Linked DNA regions of Homo sapiens: region 1 is linked to region 2. A link is a loop called in an ENCODE intact Hi-C map of the cell type or tissue named here. Cell type or tissue: Calu3. All regions are shown on one strand.

Region 1 (5,000 bases), 340 kb before region 2:
TGCTAGAAACTGCAAAGCCACATGGCAAAGGGTATGGATACAGAGAAGGGTGAAGAATTGTACTACATCTGTCTCCTCACATCTTACATACCCTTGATGTCAGTTGGAGCCTCCATGGTTTGTGTGATCTGGGTAAAATGGTTTTGAACCTTCAGTTACAAAACTTGTAGAAATACAAATCCCTTCTTAGAAGCCAGCAAATTCCTGGACTGTGTATGTTTTCCTGTTCCTTTTTGCCTTTGGCCTTTTGCTTGTATAAATCATTCAAGATGGTGAAACTCAGCTCTTTTTACTTCACAAACATAGTCCATTTGCACAAAGCTCATGTAAGGAGAATTTATTAAAGCACTGGTTGTGGGTCATATTATAGACAAAATAAATCACAATATTTGTTTCTCATTTGGACTTGTTTGAACTTTTCAGGTTAGGAATCACTGGCCAAATTTCAAAAGTTATTATAAACTACAGTAATCAAACAGTTTGGTACTGGCATAAAGATAGATGTATAGCTGAATGGAATAGAATTGAGAGTCCACAAATAAACTCATACATCTATGGTCAATTGATTTCTGACAAGTGTGCCAAGACTATTCAATGGGGAAATAATAATAGTTTTTTTTTGTTTTTTTTTTGAGACGGAGTCTCACTCTGTCGCCCAGGCTGAAGTGCAGTGGCGTCATCTAGGCTCACTGCAAGCTCTGCCTCCCGGGTTCACGCCATTCTCCTGCCTCAGCCTCCTGAGTAGCTGGGACTACAGGCGCCCGCCACCACGCCCAGCTAATTTTTTGTATTTTTTTTAGTAGAGACGGGGTTTCACCGTGTTAGCCAGGATGGTCTCGACCTCCTGACCTCGTGATCCGCCCACCTTGGCCTCCCAAAGTGCTGGGATTACAGGCGTGAGCCACTGCGCCCGGCCAATAATAGTGTTTTGTTTGTTTGTTTGTTTGTTTGTTTGTTTTAAACAAATGCTGCTGGTAACAACTAGATAGCTACATAGAAAAGAATAAAGTTGGGCCCCTACTTCACGCCATACACAAAAATTAATTCAAAATGGATGAAAGACGTAAAAGTAAGAAGTAAAACTATAAAACTCTTAGAAGAAAACATAGATGTAGAAGTAGAAACAATCCAAATGTCCATCAACTGATGAATGGATAAACAAAATGTGTTATATACATCCAATAGAATATTATTTGGCCATAAAAAGGAATGACATACTGATACATGCTACAACATGCATAAACCTTGGAAAAGAAACATTTTGCTGAGTGAAAGAAGCCAAAAGACCACATATTATATAATCGTATTTATTTGCCCAGAGTAGGCAGATTCATAGAGACAGAAAGTAGTTTAGTGATTGCCAAGGGCTGGGGACTGGAGAGAATGGAGATCAGCTTTGTAACGGATATGGAGTTTTTTTTGAGGGGTGATGAAAATGTTCTGGAATTATAAAGTGGTGATGGTTGCACAATATTGTGAATATATCAAAAGCCACTGAATTGTACACTTTCAGATGGTTAAAATGGTGAATTTTACCTCACTAAAAAAATGAGTTTAGGAGGTTAATGTAACCTTGGTGAAACCAAGAACCATTTGGCATAATCGTGGATTTTGTTTTTGTTTTTGTTTTTTGAGACAGAGTCTTGCTCTGTCACTCAGGCTGGAGTGCAGTAGCATGATCATGGCTCACTGCAACCTCTGCCTCCCAGGTTCAAGCAATTCTCATGCCTCAGCCACCTGAGTAGCTGGGATTGTAGGCGCACACCACCATGCCCAGCTATTTTTTGTATTTTCAGTAGAGACAAGGTTTCGCCATGTTACTCAGGCTGGTCTCAAACTCCTGGCCTCAAGTGATCCACCCGCCTTGGCCTCCCAAAGTGCTGAAATTACAGGAGTGAGCCACTGCACCCAGCCAATCACGGTATTTAAAAAAATTAATTTAATAAATGTTCAGTGATTATCTTCAACGTGCTAGGTAGTGAATGAAATACATGCTAATAAGATCAAACCGTAACAGTTGCACCCCAAAATCTTGAGTTTAGAGGAAGAAAGGACTATTAAATAATTAAGTTGCATGTGGTAAATGTAACAGAACTGAGTAAAACTTGATCTAAAAGCACAGAAGAAAGTAAGAACAAGTTTGGGGAGGGGGGAGTTGAGAACGCCCTTCTAGAGGGTATATTTGAATTTGATTTTTAAGAACAGTTTGCTGATTGAGTGGAAGAGAAGCTGGAGAGTAGGTCAACAATGTAAAGAACATGTGCAAAGTCAGGAGATGAAAGAACAAGCCTTATTCCAAGAGTGAATCATCATGCATACCTTGAGGACTTGTAAAACCAAGCTCTACCCAGTCCACACCAACCCAGACACAAATCAAAGACTTCCGAACAGACTCCCAACAGGGGGAAAGGATTTTAAGTCTTGTCAGCTCTTACAAAGCTAAGCTAAGCCATCCAAGTCACAGACTACATGCAATGTATTGCCCCCTAGAGTTGGTTATGATGTTAACAAACATCAAATTGGAAATGAAGTTTAAAGTCACTAGATGGCAGTAGCTACAAAGCAGATATTTGTGTTACTTTATCTTTTCAGTATTCTAGCTTCAGGTGTTGACCACATTTTAGGGCTCAAACCTACAGGAGCTGAGAGCCAAGCCTGAGGGGGTATTGGTCAGTTCCTCAGCCAGCATGCATAGGTTACAGCTGATCACCTTTCCAGGTGCTATATCCATCATCACACTTCTTCCAATTAGTACTTTCACCAAGAACCTGCAATGCTAATTCCTGTTTTTGAGTGCAGGGGAACCTCATTTTCAGAGTATTTACTATTGGAGTACCTATAATTATAAGTTGGGAAGCAAAGGTCATCCCAACACGAAATGTTCACTAACAGAACCTTATAAAGCTAGTCTCCACTCACACCTCCCTCTGGCTTAACACTGGCATCTACTCCCACCCACTATTATTGTCAGGTGTTTTTACTGTGATTATTATGCTGACAAATTGCAAGGTGAAACTGCCAATCTCACAAACATGAAGGATTTCACTAAGATAATGAAAGCAATGGAGGAGGACTGATGGAATAATTATTAGAATGCCTCCAAGAAATGAGGGTCTGGCAGAGTTTGATTACAATTGAAGAAGAGAAAATTAACAAAGATGATGACATAATAGAGTCTTCAAAAGGGGATAATTAGAAATTCAAAGGGTTAGGAGAGGTCCTGGAGAAAAGTGAAGTCCTTGATTATTTTGCAAAATTTACCTTCTTTAAAATCTTGATATGAAGGTCAAATGAGAAATGATGGATGCCATATTTTGCCACCTTACAATTTTGTTTTTTAGAAAAAAAGCACACCAAAATGAGTCTTGATTCAACTTCCTGTCCTAAGAATTCGTCTATAGTTGCAATGATAATCAAAAGTGGTTACATGTAAAAGAAAACAAATGTAGTATTATAATTTTTAGTTCTTTTAAAGCTAAAGCTTCAATCCACACTCTCCCTTACCTCCATTATTTGCTGTAAAATGTTGCTTCCCATTTAAGTGGATTCATGTTAAGTAGACTTTTCCCAGGAATAATTATCCTTAAATAGGCTTTTTTAAAATTATTATTATTATACTTTAAGTTTTAGGGTACATGTGCACAACGTGCAGGTTAGTTACATATGTATACATGTGCCATGCTGGTGTGCTGCACCCATTAACTCGTCATTTAACATTAGGTATATCTCCTAATGCTATCCCTCCCCCCTCCCCCCACCCCACAACAGGCCCCGGTGTGTGATGTTTCCCTTCCTGTGTCCATGTGTTCTCATTGTTCAATTCCCACCTATGAGTGAGAACATGTGGTGTTTGGTTTTTTGTCCTTGTGATAGTTTGCTGAGAATGATGGTTTCCAGCTTCATCCATGTCCCTACAAAGGACATGAACTCATCAGTTTTTATGGCTGCATAGTATTCCATGGTGTATATGTGCCACATTTTCTTAATCCAGTCTATCATTGTTGGACATTTGGGTTGGTTCCAAGTCTTTGCTATTGTGAATAGTGTCGCAATAAACATATGTGTGCATGTGTCTTTATAGCAGTATGATTTATAATCCTTTGGGTATATACCCAGTAATGGATGACTGGGTCAAATGGTATTTCTAGTTGTAGATCCCTGAGGAATCACCACACTGACTTCCACAATGGTTGAACTAGTAACTCCTTAATTCTACCTTATAAGAGCTTACAAAGCCCACTAGACATAAAAGCATCATAGAAGTGCTGCTATGTGTTTGGTTAGTGGAGATTGCAAACCCGATTCCAGACTCACTCATCCAGCTTCTTCCTCCAAGAGGAATGACATTTTCCTATGATGGCTACATCTGCTTGCTTCAAACTTAAATCACAGAAATGCTGGGATGGCTCATAAAAGCTGCCCTCTGGACTTCGTGAGAAATTCAGCTGCAGAGATAACTGTTTGTTCTTCCTTCCCTTAACGTAGTAGTCATATTTCTGAAAAACAGTACATGTAAATATTTATAAAGTGAGTCTCATTCTAATCAGTTTTGGGAGAAGTTCCATGTTTAAAAAGCAAGACTTCTTTTTTATGGGAGGGAGTTGTTAAAGCAAAGAATCCCTCTGTTTTTGGAAGGGGATTATGAAAATCCTTTTCTTCTCATCCTTAAGTTATAGATATTTAATACATTTATTTTTAAAATCGGATTCTCTCCTATCAGTATGCACCTTCATTGTCCCAAGTGAGGATATCTTGAATTAAAAGTATTAATCCATAAACATGTACCTTAACAGGCATTGGTTGGTATTCATGATAAATACTTACAGGTATTATGTGATACTGCAGACGGTGGGGAAAGCCCCATTGTCTAAGGCCTATGCTCCTTTCTGAATCTTTGGAGATGGAAAATTAGAGATGAACATGGAGATTCCACATTCATTTATCTCCATTATTCAAGCACTAACTTAGCCATTCAACAAACATTTACTAAGTGTCTCATT
Region 2 (5,000 bases):
TCTGATTGTATTTATTTGGGTCTCCTTTTTTTGTTAATCTAGCCAGAGGTTTGTTGATTTTATTTATCTTCTCAAACAACCAACTTTTTATTTCATTCATCTTTTATAAATTTTTTAGTCTTAATTTTATTTATTTATGCTCTGATTTTTATTTTCCCTTCTGCTAATTTTGAGTTTGGTTTGTTCTTGTTTTTCTAGTTCCTTAAGGTGCACCATTAGGTTGTTTATTTGAAGTCTTTCAACTTTTTTGATGTGGGCATTTATTGCTATAAACTTCTCTCTTAGTACTGCCTTTGCTGTATTTCATCTTTTTGGTATGTTGTATTTCCATTTTCATTTGTTTCCAGGAATTTTTTAATTCCCTTTTAATTAATTTTAATTAACTAAAATTAATTAACGTTAATTAATTTTAATTCAGGTGCATGTTGTTTAATTTTGATGTGTTTGCGTAGTTTCCAAAGTTCCTCTTGTTATTGATTTCTAGTTTTACTCAGTTGTGGTCAGAAATTATCCTTGGTATGAATTCCACTTTTTTTAATTTGTTGAGACTTGAGTTGTGGCCTAAAATATGGCCTATCCTGGAGTATGTTCCATGTACTGATGAAAAGAATGTGTATTCTGCAGCAATTAGGTGAAATGTTCTTTAACTGTCAATTAGGCCTATTTTGTATAGTATGTGCCTTAACTCTGGTGTTTCTTTGTTGTTTTCCTGTCTAGATAATCTGTCCATTACTGAGAATGGGGCATTGAAGTCCCCTGTTATTATTGTATTGCTGTCTAACTCTCCCTTTAGATCTATTAATGTTTGCTTTACATACTTGGGTACTCCAGTACTGCGTGCATAGACATTTGTAATTATTATATTCTCTTGCTGTATTGATCCCTTTGTAGTCTGTTTTATCTGATGTAAGTATAGCTATTCCTGCTCTTTTTTGGTTTCCATTGGCATTTCTTGTAAGATGGGTCTGGTGATGGCGAATTATCTAACTTTTATTTGTCTGGGAAAGACTTCATCTCTATTTCATATTTCAAGGATCACTTTTCTGGATAGAGTATTATTGGGTGGCAGTTGTTTTCTTTCAGCACTTTGAAAACGTCGTTCCGTCTCTCCTAGACTGTATGGTCTCCATTGAGAAGTCTGTTGCCAGATGAATTGGAGTTACTTTATATATAATTTGCTTCTTCTATTTTTCTGCCTTTAGAATCCTATGTTTGTCCTTGACCTTTGAGATTTTGCTTATTATATGCCTTGAGGTAGTCTTGTTTGGGTTGAAACTGTTTGGTGCTCTCTGACCTTTCTGTGCCTAGATATTTATATCTTTCTCAAGTTTTGGAAAATAATCCATTATTATTTGCTTGAATATGCTTTATACCCCTTGCCCTTGCTCAGCTCCCTCTTGAACACCAATAATTATTAGATTTGGCCTTTGAGGTAATTCTCTATATCTTGTAGGAAATCTTCATTCCTTTTTATTCTTTTTCCTTTTTTCTCCCTTGACCATGTCATTTCAAATAGCCTGTTTGTGGGTTCACTGATTCTTTCCTCTGCTTGATTCATTCTGCTGTTGAGAACCTCCAGTGAATTTTTCAATTCAGCAAGTGTATTTCTCTATTCCAAGATTTGTTTGATTTTTAAAAATTTATTTCAATGCCTTAACTAAATTTCTCTGATAAATCTCTGAATTCTTTTTCTGTGTTATCTTGATGACCACTATGTTTCTTTAAAATTGCTATTTTGAATTCTTGGTCAGAGAGCTCACATATCACTGTCTCATTAGGGTCAGTCACTGTTTCTTTGCTTTGTCCATTTGCAGAGGTCATAGTTCCCTGTATACAACTGTTTTCACATTGAAGGATTAGTAACTTACTCCAGTATTCTCTGTATGACTTGCTTTCGTTCTTATTGGGTATATTTACTTAGACATTCTTCATAATCTACCTGTTGAATTTCTTTTTTTCTACTAGGTCACTGCCTCCTTTTTGGCACTAGATGGCACCTTAAGCCCAGGATTGCCTCAGCTCTAGCAAGTAATCAGAGAGCTGCCAGTCAGGAAGAGGCTCCAAAGGCGATATTCAGCAATGTGGAAAAGCTGACAAGCGGTCTGTGCCCAGAGGACCTGTGGAATGTACCTCCTACAGTGTGTTGCTGCTGAACAACCACTCCCATTTGCCATCTCCTTCGGCTAAGTTACAAAGCAAATTTTCTAGAGCCAGGGGTGATAATCCTGCCTCCCCACTTTGTCTCTTGCTGTCCTCAGGAATATGTCACCTTTAGGCACTCATGCTACTTCCTGTGGGTTGAGGCATGGACAGAGCTCCTGCCAGGGAATCTAGAAAGTGGGGAAGCTGGTTACCCACGTTAGTATCACTTTTCCCAATGTAGAAACTGATTTGGCACCTGTAATCCCAGCACTTTGGGAGGCCAAGGTGGGTGGATCACTTGAGGTCAGGAGTTTGAGACCAGCCTGGCAAACATGGTGAAACCCCGTCTCTACTAAAAATACAAAAATTATCAAGGTCTGCACCTGTAGTCCCTGCTACTCAGGAGGCTGAGGCATGAAAATCACTTGAACCCAGGAGGCAGAGGTTACAACAAGCCAAGATCGTGCCACTGCACTCAAGCCTGGGTGACAGAGTAAGACTCTCTCAAAAAAAAAAAATTATGAGTTAGGAGGGGGTGGAATTTTGCATGCTTGCTGCTCGGCAGCTTGGGGAAAGGGGCATTGCAGATATGAAAATCTGGTTCTACTACTGTCTGCTTGGAGTCTTTTCACTTCTTTGTGGCCCCAGGAATTGACTCATTCTCATATCTGAGCTCTGGGATATTGCTGGTGATAATCCTAGCACTGTATAATTTGGGTTTGGTTTTCTGTTGTGGGGAGGACAGTGAAGCTAGCTTGAACTTATGCTGCCATTTTGAAACCAGAAGTCCATGACATTGTAAAAAAAAAAAAAAAAGAAAGATAAGCCACATACTGGGAAAAAATTGCAAACACAAATTTGATAAATGATTCAGAATATATAAAGAACTCTCAAAACTCAATAATAAGCAAATAACAATCTAATATTAAAATGGGCAAAAAATTTGAACAGACACTTCAAAAAGTAGATACCAGGATAATAAACAGGCACACAAAAAGATGCTCAACATCATCCGTCATTAGGAAAGTGCAAATTAAAATCACAATGATATACTATTAAACACTTAGCTAAACTTTTAAAAAACTGACCAGACCAGACCAAGTTTTGGGGAGGTAATGGAGGAAGTGGAACTTGCCACAGCTGGTGGGAATGGTGTAACCACTTTAGAAAATAGTTTTATGATTTCTCAAAAATTTACACATTCCTCTACTGTACAATCCAGCCATTTCACTCCTTGATATTTACCCAACAGAAATGAAAGCCTATGTTCATACAAAGATTTGCATGTGAATATGTAGCAAGTGTAATGGCTTTCTTATCATGGTGCTTTGGAAGCACCATGTTCCATGTTCATGGAAGCTTTATTTATGAGAGCTAAAACTAGAAACAACCCAAATGTCCATCAGCAGTTGAATGAGTAAACAAATTGTGACACAACCATACAATGAAATACTACTCAGCAATAAAAAAGAATGAACTATCAATACATAAAATGACAGGAATGAATCTCAAGATAATTATGCTTAAAAGAGCCAGATGAAAAATTATAATAATAATTATCCCATTATTGAAAACTCCAGACAAATACAAACTAATTTGTAGTATCAGAAAGCAAGGGCAGTAGATCAGTGGTTCCCTGGTGACAGGGGTGAGGAGGTGGGTATACAGGAAGGGACAAGAGGGAAGGATTGCAAGGGGCACAAGAAACTATTGGAGGTAATGTATATGTTCACTATCTTAATTGTGGTAACAATTTTATGGATGTATACATATGTCAAAATTTACCAAGTTGTACACTTTAAACATTACCCCATGTAAATTATGTCTCCATTTAAAAACGTAATAATTATAACAGCTTTAATCCAACGATCAGTGTTTTAGTTGTCTATTGAGATGCAACAATCTATCCCAAAATTTAATGGGCTTTAAAAACTTACCTTCTAGGCAGGGCACGGTGGCTCACACTGGTAATCCCAGCACCCTGGGAGGCCAAGGCGGGTGGATCACCTGAGGTCAGGAGTTTGAGACCAGCCTGGCCAACATAGTGAAACCCCATCTCTACTAAAAATACAAAAAAAAAAATTAGCCAGGCATGGTGGCGGGTGCCTGTAATCCCAGCTACTTGGAAGGCTGAGGCAGGAGAATTGCTTGAATCCGGGAGGTGGAGGTTGCAGTGAGCCGAGATCGCACCATTGCACTCCAGCCGGGGTGGCAGAGCAAGACTCTGTCTCAAAAAAAAACAAAACAAAAACAAACTAACAAAAAACACCTTCTAATTTGCTCATAAGTTTGTGTGTTAGGAACCTGGGCAGGCTCAGCTGAGTGGTTCTTTTTCTGCATGTGGCAATAGCCAGGGTCATTCACTCAGCTGAATTCAGCTGTTGGTTAGGATGAGCTAGAATATCCAAGAATGCTTTACTCCGATCTTGGCATCTCATCGCTCTTTCACATGGACTATCTCTCTACCTATGGCAGTCCTGAGCTTCCTCACAGCATGGTGATCAGACTTTCTACATGATGTTTGACTTCCAAGAGAGTGCTTCAAAAAATGAAGGGAGAATTCACCATGATAAGAAAGCCATTACACTTGCTACATATTATTTTTTTATACTCATAAATCTAGTCACAGGTCACTGGAATACTGATATAGAAAAGCCCAACATCTCTACTATGCTTGCCAGGAGAAACAGCCAAAACAGTAGGAAGATGATTTCTGCTTTAAACTGCTATTCAAATCTCATGCCAGCACATCTAATTGGTGGAATCTAAATTTAAATCCAGAACTCTGTCTGCAAAGGAGTCTGGGAAATCTACTTGCTAGCCTTCTGGCTTGGGTACAGAAAGGTGCACTAGAAGGA

Evidence for each region. A loop is a pair of places that touch in the nucleus more often than their neighbours do. Peaks named below come from ENCODE experiments on the same cell type or tissue, not always from the same donor. Only the 100,000 strongest peaks of a DNase experiment are listed, where the experiment ranks them.
Region 1: it touches region 2 in a loop (2.2-fold over the local background); 8 of 110 quality-filtered maps call a loop at or near these places.

The regions. Positions count from the first base shown.
Region 1 is chr3:38,997,669-39,002,668 of GRCh38, reverse strand. All of the region lies in intron 2 of SCN11A (sodium voltage-gated channel alpha subunit 11), which reads left to right. Among named protein-coding and RNA genes, the nearest start is that of SCN11A, 52 kb to the left of the region's middle. In Calu3, a CTCF peak has its summit at 2,532; no DNase peak of the experiment used is centred here.
Region 2 is chr3:38,659,788-38,664,787 of GRCh38, reverse strand. No RefSeq gene overlaps it. Among named protein-coding and RNA genes, the nearest start is that of SCN5A, 13 kb to the right of the region's middle. In Calu3, no CTCF peak of the experiment used is centred here; a DNase peak (open chromatin) is centred at 2,037.